Regions from separate parts of the Mus musculus genome. Here region 1 is linked to region 2. A link is a loop called in an ENCODE intact Hi-C map of the cell type or tissue named here. Cell type or tissue: left cerebral cortex. All regions are shown on one strand. Links, peaks and the distances in the headings refer to the core of each region. The heading gives the core; the rest is flanking DNA.

Region 1 (8,337 bases), core at 32-8,031, 160 kb after region 2:
GATTAGATATAGGCGCCATTTTTGAACACAAATCGTCCGCCTTTGGGAAAGTCAAGGTGAATTCTACCATGGACTGTTTATGACTTCTTCAGGCTCCTTATATTTTCCTGTTTGTGGTCAAATGAAAGCTGCGTGGCATGGTAAAAAAATAAAAAGAAAAGAAAAAATTGAGGCTGTGTCAGGAAGGGAATATTGCTTCAAAGAGATCAAAAGTGAGATCTCTAGATTATGCTGGCGGCTTTTGGGGGGTAGCAGCAGCCTGGGAAAGCTCTGAGGGGGAAGCAGGAAGCTTGAGTGTGAAGTTATCAGTGCTCCAGAGCCAGGTGTCCACATGGCTTGACCCAGAGACCTTGACTCAGAGTGGCTGGCCCTGGGAATCATTGATCAGTCTCTAAGGTCACATGTCAATAAATGGCCATGACTATTCCTCAACATAGTGGCCCTCAGGTTAGACATTTCTATATACAGCATGGCCTTTAGGACCTGGCTGAAGCATAGGTCTCTCAGTTCAAGACCCAGGGGAAAGGTGACATTGTAGTAATTCTGATGATACCGACACAGAGAGACAGAGCCAACTGTGGAGAGACCTCATTGGTGTAATGACTGGGTTTATGTCTGTTTCCTCCTTGAGAGGGCCATACTCAGCAGAAGAATTACTCTGTGTTCCTGCACTCTAAGCCTTGAAGGCTTAGGGCTGCTCTTGAGGAAGAGTCAGCCATAAACCCAGGGGACAGTCCTGGTTGATGGAGACCATCAACACCATAGGCTCTGGATCACTGGCTAGAGCTGACACTGTGGTTCTTGCCATGCTCTTGGAGATTAATCGGATGAGCTTTTCATAAGCTATGGTTTGTGTCCCAATGCAGCAGTTAACTGGGCAAAAATCAGATATGCTTTTGAACTCTAATCCCACGTTTTCCGTAGCATTTACTAGATACAGATCTGCTTATTGCTTTATTTTATTTGATGTTTTGTATAAGTAGATTTTATCCACCTTCAGAAGTTATTTATGCTGTTCTGTACAGCCGATTATATTTAGGATAAAAAAGCATTCTTTACTGCACACAAGGTGTTCTCAGGGAGTGGAGGAAGTAGCATTCCTGATGTCTCCCTGGGACACGGCTGTCAGTCGTATGAAATCCATTACTCTCATGTCATACTACCGTCCTGGCTGAAATCTCTGGACAGCTGCCACTGCTGACCGAGGGCTGTCATGCCTGGTCTTGTGGAGCATGTGAGAGTTCAGTTTTTCTCTCAGTGGCTTAGGAGGCATGGCCATAATTTTTTTGCTGAGAATCTCCTGTTGCAGACTCGTTCCGGCCTGTGCTCTGCGAAAGCTTTACATTGTAGGATTTTCTTGACAAAAGCAATTTCTATTGTTTTCTCCCTCAAATCAAATGAGACCCTTCCTTCACCTTTTGTTTCCAAGCTTAGACTCCTAACAGAGCTTTTTGCTTTATATTTCCCCACAAGTTTTCTGAATGAGGGATGACAGCCACTGAGGTTAGGTCCTCAGTGAAAATCCAGCAGAGTGTCCCAGCAAGACTCCATTGTCAGGCTCTAATTACACCTAATCTTTTAAAAGCCACCTGGAAAATTGGTGTGCCCATTTCCCTGCACACAGCAGACCCTTCAGAGCCATGTTCCAGATCTCTTAGGGCCTATTAGGGTGTGTATTATTACTCAGTGGCAGCCACATCCCAGGAGAACCATATGCAATCAGCACACTTACTTGATTAACCTTTTTGATGAAAGATGCATGTTATCAGCTTTTCCCATATGGGTTGATCATTGAGTCCGTCTCGGGTGCAGCGACTTTTGCGCCATACCAAATGATCTTATTAGAAAGTCCCTTAGAGTAGCTAACGAAGTGCTTTACCTCTGCCTGAATAATAACCAAGTGCCTTTTATTTATGTGTTTTGAAACAGGTTCTGCCCGGCATCCTGCAGAAGCATTGCTGCATCTTACCAGACAGGAACACAGGTAGGACTCTTCCTGATCGGATCGGAGACCACGGGTTGTATGTCAGTGACCAAACGAGATGCCAGATTTAGATGTTTTGCAGGCTTTTTGCACTTTCCTCCTCCTCCTCCTCCTCCTCCTCCTCCTCCTCCTCCTCCTCCTCCTCCTCCTCCTCCTCCTCCTCCTCCTCCTCCTCTGATGGAATAGGAATCTTGTGGTGCATACTTGTATTGTGCTGTAGCTTTGCATCGTGGATGGATACTGTGGGTAGAGCGTAAGTGCTCTGCATTGTTTCTAAGGAAAGTGGTGGAGAGAAAGAAGGTCTAAAAGCCATTATGGGACTTGGTTTATCATTAAAGAGGAGACTGTGAGGTGTGTTTTCTGTAGCTCTGTAGATCTTGATTATTCCATGCAGACAGCCTGTCATTGAAGTTATTTTCATCAAAATGAAAAGTCTCAGACTCCGAGGCGCGGATAGTGGATGCAGCTGCTTCTTGCAAAGGGCTTTGCAGAGCTCGCAGATTCCTAAAATCGACTGTCTCCTCAAGTACAGGTGCACGTGCCGGGGTATTTTTGTTGGGTATGAAACGGAGGTTTTCGGATTCTCTGTCTTCTGGGATGACACTCAGGCACTTGCTCTGGTGATATTTTCACTGCCATGTTATGCATATAAACAGGCATGGTCTCTAAGGGCCGGAAGGCTTATGTTGCATATTCCGAGGTTTGGGGGAAACAAATTTACATCTTTTAAAGTAAGAATTGTGGATATATTGTTACTGATGCCATCCTTTTCAAAGAGTTTGTTTCTTTTTATTGAAGCAGTTGTATCTTGTTTACTGTATTTATAGAGAAACATAGATGTAACACAGTTACATATTGTTTAAGCCTGTGTTTTCTGACAGTCTTGGGTAATAGTGAAGATGCTGGATGCATGCTGTGAAGAAATACGGTGATGTGTGAGGAGCGGGGGTCAAGTTGTTTGGGCCATTTCCCATATGCCATCAAGGCAGTGAAAACAAGCTAAGCTCTGGTAAATGAAGTTACCCGTGGACTTTCAGGACTAAAATGAGTTTTTACTGGAAAAACAAACAAAAAATTTAAAAAATTAAAAAATTTAAATAAAATGAGTTTTTAGTATTTTGAGACACTTTGCTGTATGCAAAGCTTCAAGTGAGTTTGGGAGATGTTGCCACCTCAAGATAATTTATTTTCATTTTCTAAGAGTGCTGTTTGTTGGTGCCTAGACCCAGGAAGGCTGCCTTCACTGAGTTCAGTCTTTCTGAATTAAACATGGCTGGTTTTGAAATAAAAGATAAAATTCTTTTGCCCTAATTTAATTGCATGTGATAATTTTGGTGAATGAGCTAAAAAGATGGATTAATTAATTAATTAATGATGTTTCTCTATACTACCCGGTTTTGGAATTTGTTCATAAGAGAATGAAGGCACATGCTGAGCATGTGTTTTTGCCTTTGTTGTTTTGTGAAGAAACCCACGGGCACACCGGCTTTACGAAGCACACGGGGACTGCAGTGTAAGTCCACACTGTAACTGAGGTGCGGCTTGGTGGGATAGTTCTCAGGGTGTTCGTAGTTCTGGGTTGAATTCAGCGTTTACTTTCAGATCCTTTCCTTTTCTGATGTCAGTGACCTTTAATAGCGTGACCCATTTCTTGCCTTTGGATTGAGACACAGACATCTGTGTACCTTATTAACCCAGCCAACAGCTATGTGCACTGGCGTCAGCTTTTGGGATATTAATTACCCTTGTCACATACCCTTGTCTCAGGGTTGGTTCCTGTGCACCTCTATTCAAAGTGGTGATTCATACATAGGTGGCTGATGGACCACAGGGCGTGCTGACCCCCGGGTGAATTTGTAAACTTTTCAAACAGCAACTTCCTCACCTTCATCTTTTGATTATAGCTGGCGATCTCCAAGATAAAAGCTAACCTGTCTTTACAGGGTTCTAGGCAGCACAGGTTTCCCACTCTAAGACATGATTACCTCTTGTATAGCTTGAACACTTTCCACCCTTATCTTCTGGGGCGTGGGAACTTTGGTTTCTGTATAAAATGCAGGACACAGTATAAACTATTGAGTTTTCTCCTGTTCTTCCTGCTTCGTAAGATTTGTGTGTAAGAAGATTAGAGCAAGGTATTAGTGGCAACTGATTGAGTGTATTTCCCTTTTAGTGTGACAGACCGTGCAACTGTTGGCAGCTATTTGGTTCTTACATCTGGGCTCTGAACGTGTTTGTTAGCAGTTTGTCTCAGCGTGGTCACACAGGTTGTGGGATAGCAGAGTGTGGGGCGCTAGGAGCAGGCTTTCCCTTGCCTCTGGGATTGGCTGCCTCAGGGTGTTTGTCTGCGTCCTTCAGAAGACAGCCTGTTCTGCCACCAAGAATGAAGACATTTTGGGAACAAATTCATCTCACAGAATGGCAAAAACATTCATTCCCCACAGGCCTTGATGACAACAACAAAGTGACAGGCTGTATGCAGACTAAGTATGCTGGGAGATTTGACTTTGGGCTATCTTTCATTCCAAAGTCACAGAAAGGTGATCGTGAAACATGTTCTTCAGGGAAGTTGAATAGAAAGAGCTTAATGATCTTGATGTGTGCGGCTGTGATTCTTGCTTCTTTGCCAGCTCAAGATGGCATTCTCGAAATACCTGAGCATATCTGTCTCCAAGGTTGCCTGACTACCAGTGAGAACTGCTACGCACACACCTTTCCTCAGCAGGGTGACGCTGGGGAGGTGGGAACCCAAGCCCCTAGTGTTTGCCAGTTTCCATGTTGCCAATTCTCCCACCATGGCCCATTCCCAGTTCTGCTGCAAAGGTCCTGGGAAGAGAATTGGGAGGGGCCTGTACTCTGATCAGTCCTTTGGGCAGGTAGAGACTTTTGACCGTCTTCTGTGCAGCCTTCCCTGGGTACTGACTGTGGTTAAACATGGTCTTCATGTGGTGTAAATTTCTTAGTGTATTTGGGCTGAATAGAATCTTGGATTAAAACCTAATGTTTGAAATAGGATCCCTAATTTTACAATATTCACATATGTTGGACAGATCTGGTTTTTATATGAAGAATATATATATATATGTGTGTGTGTATATATTATATATGTGTGTGTGTGTGTGTGTGTGTGTGTGTGTGTGTACAAGGAGCAGGGGGGTTGTTGAAACTAGACTGACTGCTGGCCAGCTTACAAATTTAGTTCAGAAAACAGAGGGGACACACATCTCTGTTGAAATGACAAGAAAGGGTGGTACTTTTACATCTACTGGGTTTCTCATGAGCCAAAGGTTTTTCAATATCTTGTAATTTCACAGAGAACACATATGGGGAAACCAATGTGTCAGTTTGTTCTTTTTCTATGGCCCGTCTGCAGGGGCATGACTCAAAGTGATTGGTGCCAGAGACAGGGCACTTGGTTTATACACATATGGTGGGAATACTGTTTCCTGGTGTGGCAGAGAAGAGACTGCATGGTGGCCCTGCAGTACCTTTGGTTTAGAGCTTTGGTACTACCTTTGGCTATTGCCTGTGAAGGAAAGACACTGCCCTCTTAAGATGATAGGACACAGACCCCACTTCCTGGCTTTCTCCTCTACATAGCTGTGGAACATTGTTCTGTAACTCACTCAGCATCTCACACTGCATTGGTCTGCGATGCTACAGTAACCTCGGGACATCCTTCCTGTCTGTGCGTGACTCTGACAAAGTGCAGGGCAGACTCATGTGGATGAGGGATGGTGATGCTGTTGTGGGGGAACCTGGGTAAATGTGGAGCTCCTGGACTACCATGCATGGTGCCAAATGATGCCATTTTAATATTATGGGTTGATGGTTTATTCTCTGAGAGGCCAAATGCTTCAAGTGAGCTCTTTTACCCAGTTACTGCAATTATTTATACTACCTTTTTTTTCCCTTTCAAAAAAGAATTGAGGTTGTGCAAATGGAATGCCATATGATATGATTCATAAACTAAGAATAACAGGCCCCGAGCTAAATGGAGAAAGTAAATGCTGCGAGCTGCGGAGATTTGCTTTCTCTGTCTCCTAACACTCAGTGCCGTCGTTGAGTGAGCAGAATGCTTGTTTTCTGTGCTCTCTCCCCCGGCCCACCAACCAAAGATAGAAGAGAAGCCTCTCGCGCATCAAAGGGCTTAATTTCATAAACCGAGAAGGGTTTATTACAAAATTGGTGGTGTTTCAAAACTACTGCCAGGATGTAAGTTTATAGATCAATAGTTTTAGGACTAAAATAGCTTTATTCAGTGTGTTTTTTCTTCACCTATAGGTCTCATTGTATCTTAGACGGCAGTTATTCACTAAAATAGAAAATGGTGCACCCCAGTAGAGATACAGCCAAGAATGAACTGTGCTTATTCCCAGCCCTTATGTATGGAGCCTGAGCTATCGACTCCCACAGACCTGGGTGCGCTTCGCTTCGGTTTCTCACTGGTGAGAGTGGTACATAGACAAGAGGCCATGAGGACTATGGCCAATGCTCTTGATTTTTCTCTGAGAGATTTCAGACTCACCCTGTAGTTTGAACAGTGTCCCTTAATAATATCTCACAAGTTCACCGGAGCACCCTGTAGAGGCCACCACAGCTCTCTGTGGCTGGGAGTAGTCAAATTAACTTCTTGAAGAGGCTCTCAACTTCTGACTACAGTCTCCTATTTGGGAACGTGAGGGATGATTCTTACCCTGTGTCATCCTTTCCAAGCCTGAGTGGCTGTATGCTAACCTTAGCACTGTGTGTTTGCCTAAAATCCCAGAATGCGCTCCAGATAATCAAGAGAAGAAGTGCCCCCCCCCCAATTCATGGTGCTCTAGAGTTTTTTATTTTATAAGCTCTTTAGGAAAAAAAAGGCATACAGGCAAGACGTTTGTTAGTGGTAATACTGTAGGTGGATGCTCTGAAATCTGGTCTGCGGTGGAGCACTGTGGAGAGGACAGGTTTCCTTCAGAAGTCCTATCCCTGTTTCCATGCATGCTGTTGTAGGACTTCTAACATCCATGCTACCTTAGGAGTATCTTAGGATGCTCCCTGCTCCAGCAAGAAGGCTAAGGAGTATCTCAGGACAGCATTGCATAGCCCACCCCCACCCCAGTAGCATCTGGTGCTATGTGGCTGATGCACACCTCATTTCGAGATAAACAGTAAAGACACCCTACACACCCTTCCGTAGTTTGTTCCTGTCTACTTTGCTCTACATTGCCTAGTGCTCTCTACCTCTTGGTACATTAACCATGGCTTTGCCTCACTGAACACTCCCTATTCCTTTCTCCTTTCTGCCATTCTTTTCCTACCCATTCGTTTATAAGCTACCTTAAATTTGTGTTGGCGTTAAGTCAAGGTCATGTGCATTCACCTGTATATGAAACTTATGGCAAAAAATGAAGGTTGATACCAGTGTGCTGGCCAATCAGCAAGCATAGTCTAAGGTCTAAGTTACCAAAGGTGAGGGGATAGCCTTAGACTACCTCCTCTTATTACTATGAAACAAAATGCTGATCTCCTGAGGAGTGGAGATAAAATGGCAGCCTAGCAGTTCTCACCCTCCTCTTCATTGGGTTCTACGAAGCCACCAGGAGCTGGTTTACACAAGGTGCTTCAGGTGGCCCAACCCAGGACTTAGCCATGTTTCTTATCAGGAACAGGAAAGGCCTTCCCTGCAGGACTTGTGGCAGAGCAAAGGCTGGGAGGAGATGTAAGGATGCTCATAGGCTTTCAAAGCCTACAGCTTCTAGCTTGTAACTCAAGTAAGAGAGAAGGAACTATGCATCCACACGTGTTCCAGTGTGGGCCACTGGAACTGGATAATGGCTTACATCTCCAACTACTTAGCTACTGCTAAGAATTGGGAGGTTTGCATATGGGCATGATTTCTAAAGGTGCGACTGAGCATGGAGAGTGGATATGGAACAGAGAGGAGTGTGTGGGCCCAGGATGGGGTGGGTGGGAAGGGTTAGGACGTCCCTGATTGTTATGATACTGTGACTCTGGCATGGCTTCCACATCCTGAATTGATCCAGTGCACGCTCAAAACAAGTTCCCTCGATTGGTTAGTGCAATATAATAATGATTGAATGCTAGAGGTTGGTCAGACTCTTGGCACCAAGTCTCTCCAGAGAACTCATGGAACACGCATAGTTAAAGGCCTTGATTTATTCTAGTACTTCCCATGGGTAGGAAGGGTCTTTTCCTAGGGATTTGTTTCAGTGTGTTTGCATGATGTAGAAACAGTCTATCCTGACTAAGCAAAACTGCCAAATGGGGATTTGAAGAAAGCTGAGTTGGCCTTTTAGGGATGAAAAAAATATAGAGGCAGCAGGCGTGGTAACCTCTGAATGAACCAT
Region 2 (8,337 bases), core at 185-8,184:
TTGCCTGAGATGGAAGACCGGAAGATGGGGGCACCGTGGAGAGGAGGAGAAAAGTGGATATTAGAATCTTCAACTTGATGTGCAGTCTAGATTTTTTATTCGAGGTCTGGAAACCCACCTTCCTTCCTTCCTTCCTTCCTTCCTTCCTTCCTTCCTTCCTTCCTTCCTTCCTCTCTCTCTCTCTCTCTCTCTCTCTCTCTCTCTCTCTCTCTCTCTCTTTCGATAGTGGAATCCAAATGGAGTGTGCTACAAACACTAGAAAAAAGTCACATCAGATACCTTTGATCCATTTGTGTATCTTTCACACACCTTAGTATTTTGCTCTGAAAGTGCACTGCAGTTGATTGATCATAGGAAAAAACATCTTATGGAGGCTGTTTTTATGGAAAAGATCTTGGGATTTAGGGAAATACAGGGCTGTTCACCTGTCTCTCCTCTATTCGACACCCATTCACCTTTCTGTAAATAGTCACCTTATTGATTAAGTTTTGGTCACATTTAAACTTCTTGACAACGGAGACGAAAGCCCCCTATTATATTTACACGGAGCCTAGAGACCGGCCCAAGGTTAAGCAGGTGTAGTGAGTATCCCCAGAGCCCGGTGCCAAACTATGTCTTTAGTTGTCAGCACCTTTTACTCTAGGCCACAGAAACTTTTCTTGACTGTTCAGTGGATCTAAAAAGGGTATCCCCACGAATCTAATTAGGTTTCATCAAAATATGGCTAATTTTGCTGAATTTGCCAGACTGTTTTTTGTTGTGTTTCTGATTTCGCTGAGGAAAAAAAAAAAGATAGTTTTTTTTCTTTGCTTCCGAGTGCAGCAGCAAACAAGGGCCGACACCATCTCAGCCCTCTATCTGGACCAGGTTTATGACTAAAGATTGCTGTTCAAGGTGCTGGGGATTCCTGTGAGCCCAGAAGCAGCAGTTTACCAGAGCTGGGAGGTAACAGGTGGAAACAGTGGTCTTATTTCACAGCACCCAGAGCAGCACTGTGCTCTCTTAGTGGCCAGTGCTGAGAGCTCCTATCTTCCATCGCTCCCTCTCTATGACCTGGGAGCCCAATAGGCTTTCACCGTGCAGAGTTCAGGGTGCCGATGCGTCTGCAGATCCCACATCTCGGTTCACATTGAGCTGGCCCTTCCCAGGCGCATTGGCTTGCTTGTGGGTTCCCACGCTGACCTACAAACACACGGAGCACACGCGGTGTGGGACCTCTCCGCTCCCCCTCCGGGAACCATCACTGTCCTGGAGTGACCCAACGCTCTGCGCGCAACAGTTGGGATCCGCTGTGCGCGGGCTCCCGGGCCGTGAGCGCCATGCGACCTCTGGGCCAGGCTTGCCATTGGCAGCGGCACCGCGGCCTGAGCGCTCCCCCTAGGCGCGTGGCGCTGGGCCCTTCCTCAGATGGAGCCACGCACCGGCCGCCCCCCAGTGCGCCGGTGCCTCCCCGGGCGCCGAGTGCGCAGGCGCCGGCCGTGAGGACCGACCGTGCGCCGGGCTCGAACGGGGTCGGAGCGCGCGGCGGCGGTGGTGGCGCTGGCGGTGGCGGTGGTGGAGGCGATAAGCGGTAGCGGCAGCGGGGGACAGACAGACTGCGGATCGACGCACGGACCCAAGGATTCTCGAGCTTGGGAGCTGGCGGCAGTGCTGTGCGCACCGCCTGGCCTGAGGGGTGGCCACCTTGCCATGTCGCTCTGCACCCACTGAACTAGGAAAGCCCAAGGATGTCTGCTCTGAGGAAGGTGCGAGACGCGCGGGGCCGCGGGGACCGGGATGCGGGGACCTGGGCGCTAAGTGGCGAGTGCCGTCGGGGCAGGGAGGGGGCGGTGCTGCGAGCCGGACCGGCGAGGGCCCTGCCTGAGTGGCTGCGTTGGGGATAAGAGGCTCCCGGGGACCCGATCCGGGAGCGTGAGAATAACCCCAGGGACGGCTGGTGCTCCGGGGTCCGCCGCTGGGGTCCTTCCGGGCTGCAGCGCCCCGCGGCAGGATTGCTGGCACACGGGCTCCCTGGGTGCAGGAGCGAGGCGGAGGTGTGAAATTCCCCGCTCCGCGAGGCCGGGTAAGGGGGTGCAGCCCGGGGCCCCGGCCAGAGAGGGACTCTGGTGGGGCAGTGGGGTGCGACCTGGGTTTCCCCTCCCCCAAGCCCGGGTGGACACCCGGACCTAGACTGGGAATGAATGAAAGGTGCTTGGAGCTGGTGGTACGGGCACTGGGGTCGCGGAGGCGGGGAGGGGCCACTTGTGCCCTTTGCAACAGCCTTCGCGCCCGGCAGGGCCTGGGCCTCGGGCTTGGGAGGGGGTGGCCGCTGCTGGGCTCTCCAAGTGCGAGCCGGGAGCACGGGGGCTTTTTTAGGGGTGGTTGCTAAGCGAAGCGCTACCCAGCGCAGGGTTTTGTAACTAAGCCTCCCCCGGCAGCTGCTGTTGCTGTTCTCGGGCTCTTTCCCTAACGATCGCAGAAGAAATAATGAGGATGTAATTATTACAGCCCTGCGCGGCGAAGGGCTGGGGGGCGGCAGGCACCGGCTCCTCTGCTTGACGCTGGCCAGGTGGGGCCGGGCGGGGCAGGGGATTTCTCTCCCATCCTCCTGGAGCGGCTGGGTGGCGGGAGATGCTCGCTGGGACCCGAGGCAGGGGCCGGGGCTGTATACCGAGTTAGAAGAGATGGGGAAGGGCAGCAGGCAGTGCCTAGGCGGGCGTAGAGTGTCGCAGGTGAAAGGGAACCGGGAGCGCCGCGGCTGCTTAGCCGTTTCTCACCCGAAACTCAAAACACTTCGGGAATGTGGTGCCAGCCGCCCGCATGTCGCTTCCTTCTTTTCAAATGGATGTGGATTCCGGCCCGGGTCGAAATCCAAATGCGTGACTGACTGATCAGCCTTAGCCGGCTTGTATCGATGAAGAGTATAAAGTAACGGGCAGCGAATTCGCCCTCGCTCTTGATGAACTCTGCCAGTCCGAGCTGTGGGCGTTTCAGGGCTGGAGATTAAAGCGTACCAGTTTTTCCTGGCGTCTAATACTTGGAGGCGGGAGGGAGCTGTCTGGACTCGGAGCCTTGGGATTGCTGTTAGTGGCCAGGTGGGTACATCAGCCTACAACCTTGAGATCTGACCGTTACCTTGGATCCCAGTCACCTGTGTTTTGCAGAAGGCTTTTATTGTACAGTCCACAAACTAATTGCATTTGTATTGAGAAAACAACCCGGAGTCACAGAATAGCCCAAAGTAACCCAGGACCGCTTCAGAGTTGTGTACAAATCTGAAGCTGACTTACTTAATCCAACCTCCCCAATAGTATATAGACTTTAAGTGCACTATAGCGTGATTTTCATCTTCATATTCCCTGTGGAAGGTGCTACATAGCCAAGGCCAAGAAAAATTTGGTGATATGATGAAAAATAATAAAATTTGGCAGGTCAGGTTGTTACTCTGGTGTTTTAAAAATGCCGTTTAATGCCATTAATCAGGATTCTCCAGTAGCCAAATTGTCTTGTGCAGGCAGTAGGGTGACTCACACAGATTTGGCTTCCATGGTAATTGTAGATTGTGCATACGACTTCCTTTTAGATGGTGTGACTTTTTTCATTACTTAGAAGGGAACAAATTAGAATATTTTCCGCCCCACATCTGGCTGCCTGGCTGGCAGGCCTCAGGGAGCCCGCTGCTCGAGCACATCTGGATTGGGAGAAACATAAATCCAATGGAAGATGGGCAGTAATCCGCAGCGACACCACTTCTCCATTCCATGGGGCTGATGTAGTGAATATGGGTTTTGTTCTCTGAGATGGTCTGTTATGAGCTGTTTATGTCCCACTATTCCCTTCTGAAATCATCTCCACTGTTAAGTCAGTAGAGGTAGAGCCATAACTCTTGCTCTGACCTGTGAATACCTTGTATTTTAGGTCAAAGGGTAATACACCAAATGGTGAGTGCTATGTCACATAACTCAAAGGAACATAATTAAAATTACCGCCCCTCCCCCATGGAACTTTTGTATTCCCCAGAGAAACCTTCCAGGCTGAGCAGTGCCAAGCTCCAGTCCCTTTGCTGCCTGTGCAGCCATAGTGAAGTCAGCCTGTGTGGTTGGCGTTGCTGGCGGGAGGCAAGAAGCTCATTTGCAGATCCCTCATGTGCTGCGCTCGCTCGAGGGCGCCTCTGATTCAGGTGGTTCAATGGCAGTGTTGTCATTTCTCCAGAGTGACGTAAGTATGTCCCTCTGTGGCAATCTGTTGCATCTCCTATTTTTGTCCACTTCCTTTTTGACAGTGATAGAAATTCCAAAATGAATATTAGAAGCAAAAACATGCTTCTTAGAATTTGACTCACGTACCCAGAACACGATCCACTGCGGAGCTAAAAAGTTCTAGGGTTTTATTAAGGGTTACAGGACTTTTAATGCTGTAATATTCCTTTAGGATTATATTTGAGGCAAAAAAAACCCAAACCAAACAAACAAACCAAAAAACAAAATCAAAATCAAACAACCCTTCATCACAGTTGCCCAAGGAGTGGAATGCTATACACTTTGATTATAGAATTTATGAAGATGTTAATTAAATATTATTTATTGACCCTTGGAATGGATAAGCCCTGATCATGCATTGGCTACAATAAAAATAGCTGTGATTCATCATTTTGGCCAGATGGAAGTCATATTTAGAGCATTGCAGTATGTTGGCTATAAAGGAATCAGAGATTCACCACACAGGAAGTTAGTGGGCAAAACATTCCATGCAGTTGAAACTGCTCTTACCCAACCACAGTTTTCCCTAGCCTTTGCTTTTCATCTTATGAGGACTCACGCTTTACCGGCATCAACCGAATATGTTCAGTTGTTTCTCGGTACTTGTGTGTGGGCATTTTGAACATGACCACTCACTGGTATTCATAATAGAAGCATGCCAGGTTTTCAGGAGGCAAGTGTCAGGGGCTCTGATTCTGACCAGGTGTGGGATTGCAGGCTCCCGTGCTGGTGTGAAAGCCACAGCCGCCCTTGGTCAGCTCTGCCTCCCAGGGCTTCAGAGCTGTGGCACACAGTATGTTTAGTTCTTAATCTCTTTGGCAAAGGTGATGGGGATTAGCCAGCTGATTTTCCTTGATCCTTCCATTTTCTCTAAACATGAGATGGCCTCTCCATCAGTTCATTAGGGTCTTAGTAGTGTCCCTTTTTATGGGCCAAGGAGAACAACTGTTGTTCTCTGTCTGCCACGACACTGGAGGGGCGAGATCCCGTAAAAGCTTTTGCATCTGGTGTTGCTAGGGAGCTTTTCCTGCTCCTGTGATAAAAGCCAATAGTTTATCATCCAGCCTTTCTTTCCTGACCTCCCAAGATGTAGTGACCTTATTGGTTGCCAGGATATCATGTTGTGTGAATTTACTCAGCTCTGCTTTTAGAGATCCCTCCCATGCGTAGGGTGTGGCTGTGGTGGGCCACCTCCTTCCAGCAGTGGGACGAATGATTGACTGGCCCGGCACATTGCAGGATATGTGACTTTGTCAGGTTGTTCAATCATTAAAGGACGTTGAAGTCTACTCAAACCTAAGTTTTTTATGTGACTTCTGAGAAAAATGTTTCAGAAATAAGAATGAAAAGACAGAAGGCTTGAAGTTGCTGTAGTCAATTTGCAATCTCTCTAAAAGATAAGGTTGCAGTCCATTGCTCCTGTCTAAGGAGGACAGGGCAAGACTATTTGAGAGAACCATCTTTACCTGTTGTTTCAGAGATGGAAATTCTCCTGTTGGATTGGGTCATCTGCTCCTGACAGTCAAGTGTTTTTATGAGTAGGTTTTCGTTTATTCAGAAGCTTCCAAGTGAAAACTTTCATTTTGGAGCAAGATTTGTTCATTACGAGGTGATGTTTTTGCCTAGTATACTTCTTATGTGTTCCCACCGGAACAAAAAGAAAAATTCTAACCAATTAGGTCTGGAAAGGGAGAGACGTTTGGACACATACTGCCAATAAAATTATAGCAAAAAAAATTAAAGTAACTTTGTGTATATAATTAGCCATTGGTCTAAAAATGATACCCCGTGCTGTGCATACTGAGGGAGACCAAATAATAGGCATAAGAATACAGCTGGAAATGAAAGAATGTAATTATTCCCTAGAGCCCATGGAGTAGCCAGGCAATATGCAAACATATGCTCTTGTGCTTAATGGACATTGGTCCTGCTGTTTCTGCACAAGGTGACAAGTGGTATCTCATCCTGTTGGTGTAAAGGATGGCTGAGTTCAGGTCTGCTGTCATCTGCCTACACTACAGAGTGGCATTTGGCAATCTGGTTGGCCTCGCTGCAGTTTAGTCACCCTTCACCAAAAGGGGATGATCTCATGTTACTTTGGTGGGATGACCTCATGGCTTAAGTGGATCAATAGCATCAGTGTTGTAGGAAGGATGCTGTAGAATGTTCATTATGTCCTGACTCTTTCAGTTATGAGGAAGCAGAGCCAGTTTGAGCCACCAGAGCTGAAAGTTTTAAATTACCCTGACTTCTGAGAGAATTGTAGCACTCTTGCTTATTTATATATTTGTTTGTCAATCCTTCAAAAAAAAAAAAACCATCCAAATGTAAGTGAACTTAACCAGTAAAAGCATGGAAGAAATGTTAATGAACTAGGTAGGGCCAGTAACTAGGCAACATTAAAGTTAAAGACATTTTTGAATGTTACATTTGACTATGAGCTCCCTAGGAGTCATAGCAACAAAACCCAAAACACACAAACCTTTACCTGGTTAACTTGTTGCGTTGGACATCACAAATACATAAAAGTCGTGTAGGGTCTTTCCCAAGGAGATCACATACGGAAGAGTTGGGGCTGTAACAAAGTAGCTGTTGTGTTAATCCAGAAGTATTTTTCCTGATTGTGCCTATGACACACTACAATGCAAACTAAAGACAACAGAGGCTAAGCATAGCCTGGAAGAGGGCATGCATAGCTGTCCATTTGTCACGTTTTATTTCAGTGGCAAGACGGAGAGCGAGATGGCCAGGACTTTATGGCTTTGCATCACTGACAGGCGTATTACAGTCAAGGTCAAAGATGCATGTCAGCCATGGTGCAGATCCTGTGAAGAACTCAAGCCTTTGAGGTTTATGCATCTCCATAGTTCCTGAAACCCTGGTACATGACATTTTATTGTAAGGCAAGTGACCTTAACATGCTGACGGTAACAGCATGTGAAGAGGGTCCTTCTTAACAAGTGCTTCTAAAATGAAAATGAGCCCACCACTCGAAAACTCTTCATTAATCGAAAATACCAAAATGCCAGATATGTGTCTAATACACTTACCAAATGTTATAGATTAGCCTCCCCTGATTTAAATGTGTTTAAACCACTGGCATTAGCCTATGGATAGGCAAAATTATCTAACAGAAAGCCTCCTGTAGAACTAGGTGAATTATAACTTATCCAGTAGCTGTACTGGAAGCAGAAGCTGGAAGGGTTGTAGAGGATACCCTTCTGTACCATCCTGAGGTTAAAAAACTATTCACCCAGGTAGCTTTGTTATCTCTGACTCATCTCTGGCTTGTTGCCACTTCTTGCTCCCCCATCCTACCTGGTGAAGCTTACTCAGTGTTTGTCTCCCCTGGCCAGCACCTGCTCCACTCCGTGGGATGCCTTACATGTCGGTCTTCCCCAAATCTGCTAAAATGGTAGCATTGTGAACAAAGGTGCTCGGTCTTAATTGCTCACTTATCTGGGCCCAAGAAGATCTCTTGCATCAGCGAATGGTCCCAAGAGCTGCATTCTGCTCAGCACGGGCCAGGATTGTCCCAGCTCTGTCTTGGAGTTGCTCTTTGCTCTGTCGGACACTCTGTCTTTTGTGAAGGTTAGCTCCCCGTTCCCTCTCCCTCACTCCCATCTGCTCCATCTTGTAACTTTGTATTGCACTTTGGCCACAGAGCACCACATTTTCGCTACACTTAATAATGTTTTCTTTTTAAAAAAATTGTGTCTTATGTGTGTTTTACCTGCATGTATGTGTGTGCCATGTGCGTGTCTGATGCCCCTAGAGCCAGAAGAGGGAGCTGGATTCTTGGCAACACCTAGAGTTGTAGACAGTTGTGAACAGCCAGGTGGGTTCTGGGAACTGAGCATGGGTCCCCTGAAAGAAGATCAAGTGTTCTTCACCATGGAGGTAGGTTCCCCAACCCCTAATTTATTTTCCAGATATCTTTCATACTTTTCCAGACCTAGTTGAACACTGCTTCCCTGTGGCATATTTCCCAGACCTGATGCCAGATGAGGTCATCCTCTTAGTTCTTGCTTTGTGCTCAACAGGGACCATGGAAAGCACACTGGGGTGCCGGTGGCCATTTGCTGTCCTTGGTGCTGTA

The links. Hi-C counts contacts between places; a loop is a spot of excess contacts. Peaks named below come from ENCODE experiments on the same cell type or tissue, not always from the same donor. Only the 100,000 strongest peaks of a DNase experiment are listed, where the experiment ranks them.
Region 1: a loop joins it to region 2, with 2.9 times the contacts of the local background. A loop is called at or near these places in 3 of 42 quality-filtered maps.

What each region holds. Positions count from the first base shown.
Region 1 is chr8:14,256,043-14,264,379 of GRCm38, forward strand. It overlaps Dlgap2 (DLG associated protein 2), which reads left to right. Exons shown (of 16, transcript NM_172910.3): 3 at 1,930-1,984. Among named protein-coding and RNA genes, the nearest start is that of Gm26184, 13 kb to the right of the region's middle. In left cerebral cortex, for the core only: no CTCF peak of the experiment used is centred there; DNase peaks (open chromatin) are centred at 2,451, 4,261, 5,449, 6,000 and 3 more places; H3K27ac peaks cover 3,899 bases.
Region 2 is chr8:14,094,397-14,102,733 of GRCm38, forward strand. Dlgap2 (DLG associated protein 2) reads left to right here and starts at 1,479. Exons shown (of 16, transcript NM_172910.3): 1 at 1,479-1,745. In left cerebral cortex, for the core only: a CTCF peak has its summit at 4,141; DNase peaks (open chromatin) are centred at 1,522, 2,422, 2,757, 3,599 and 2 more places; H3K4me3 peaks cover 3,396 bases; H3K27ac peaks cover 3,839 bases.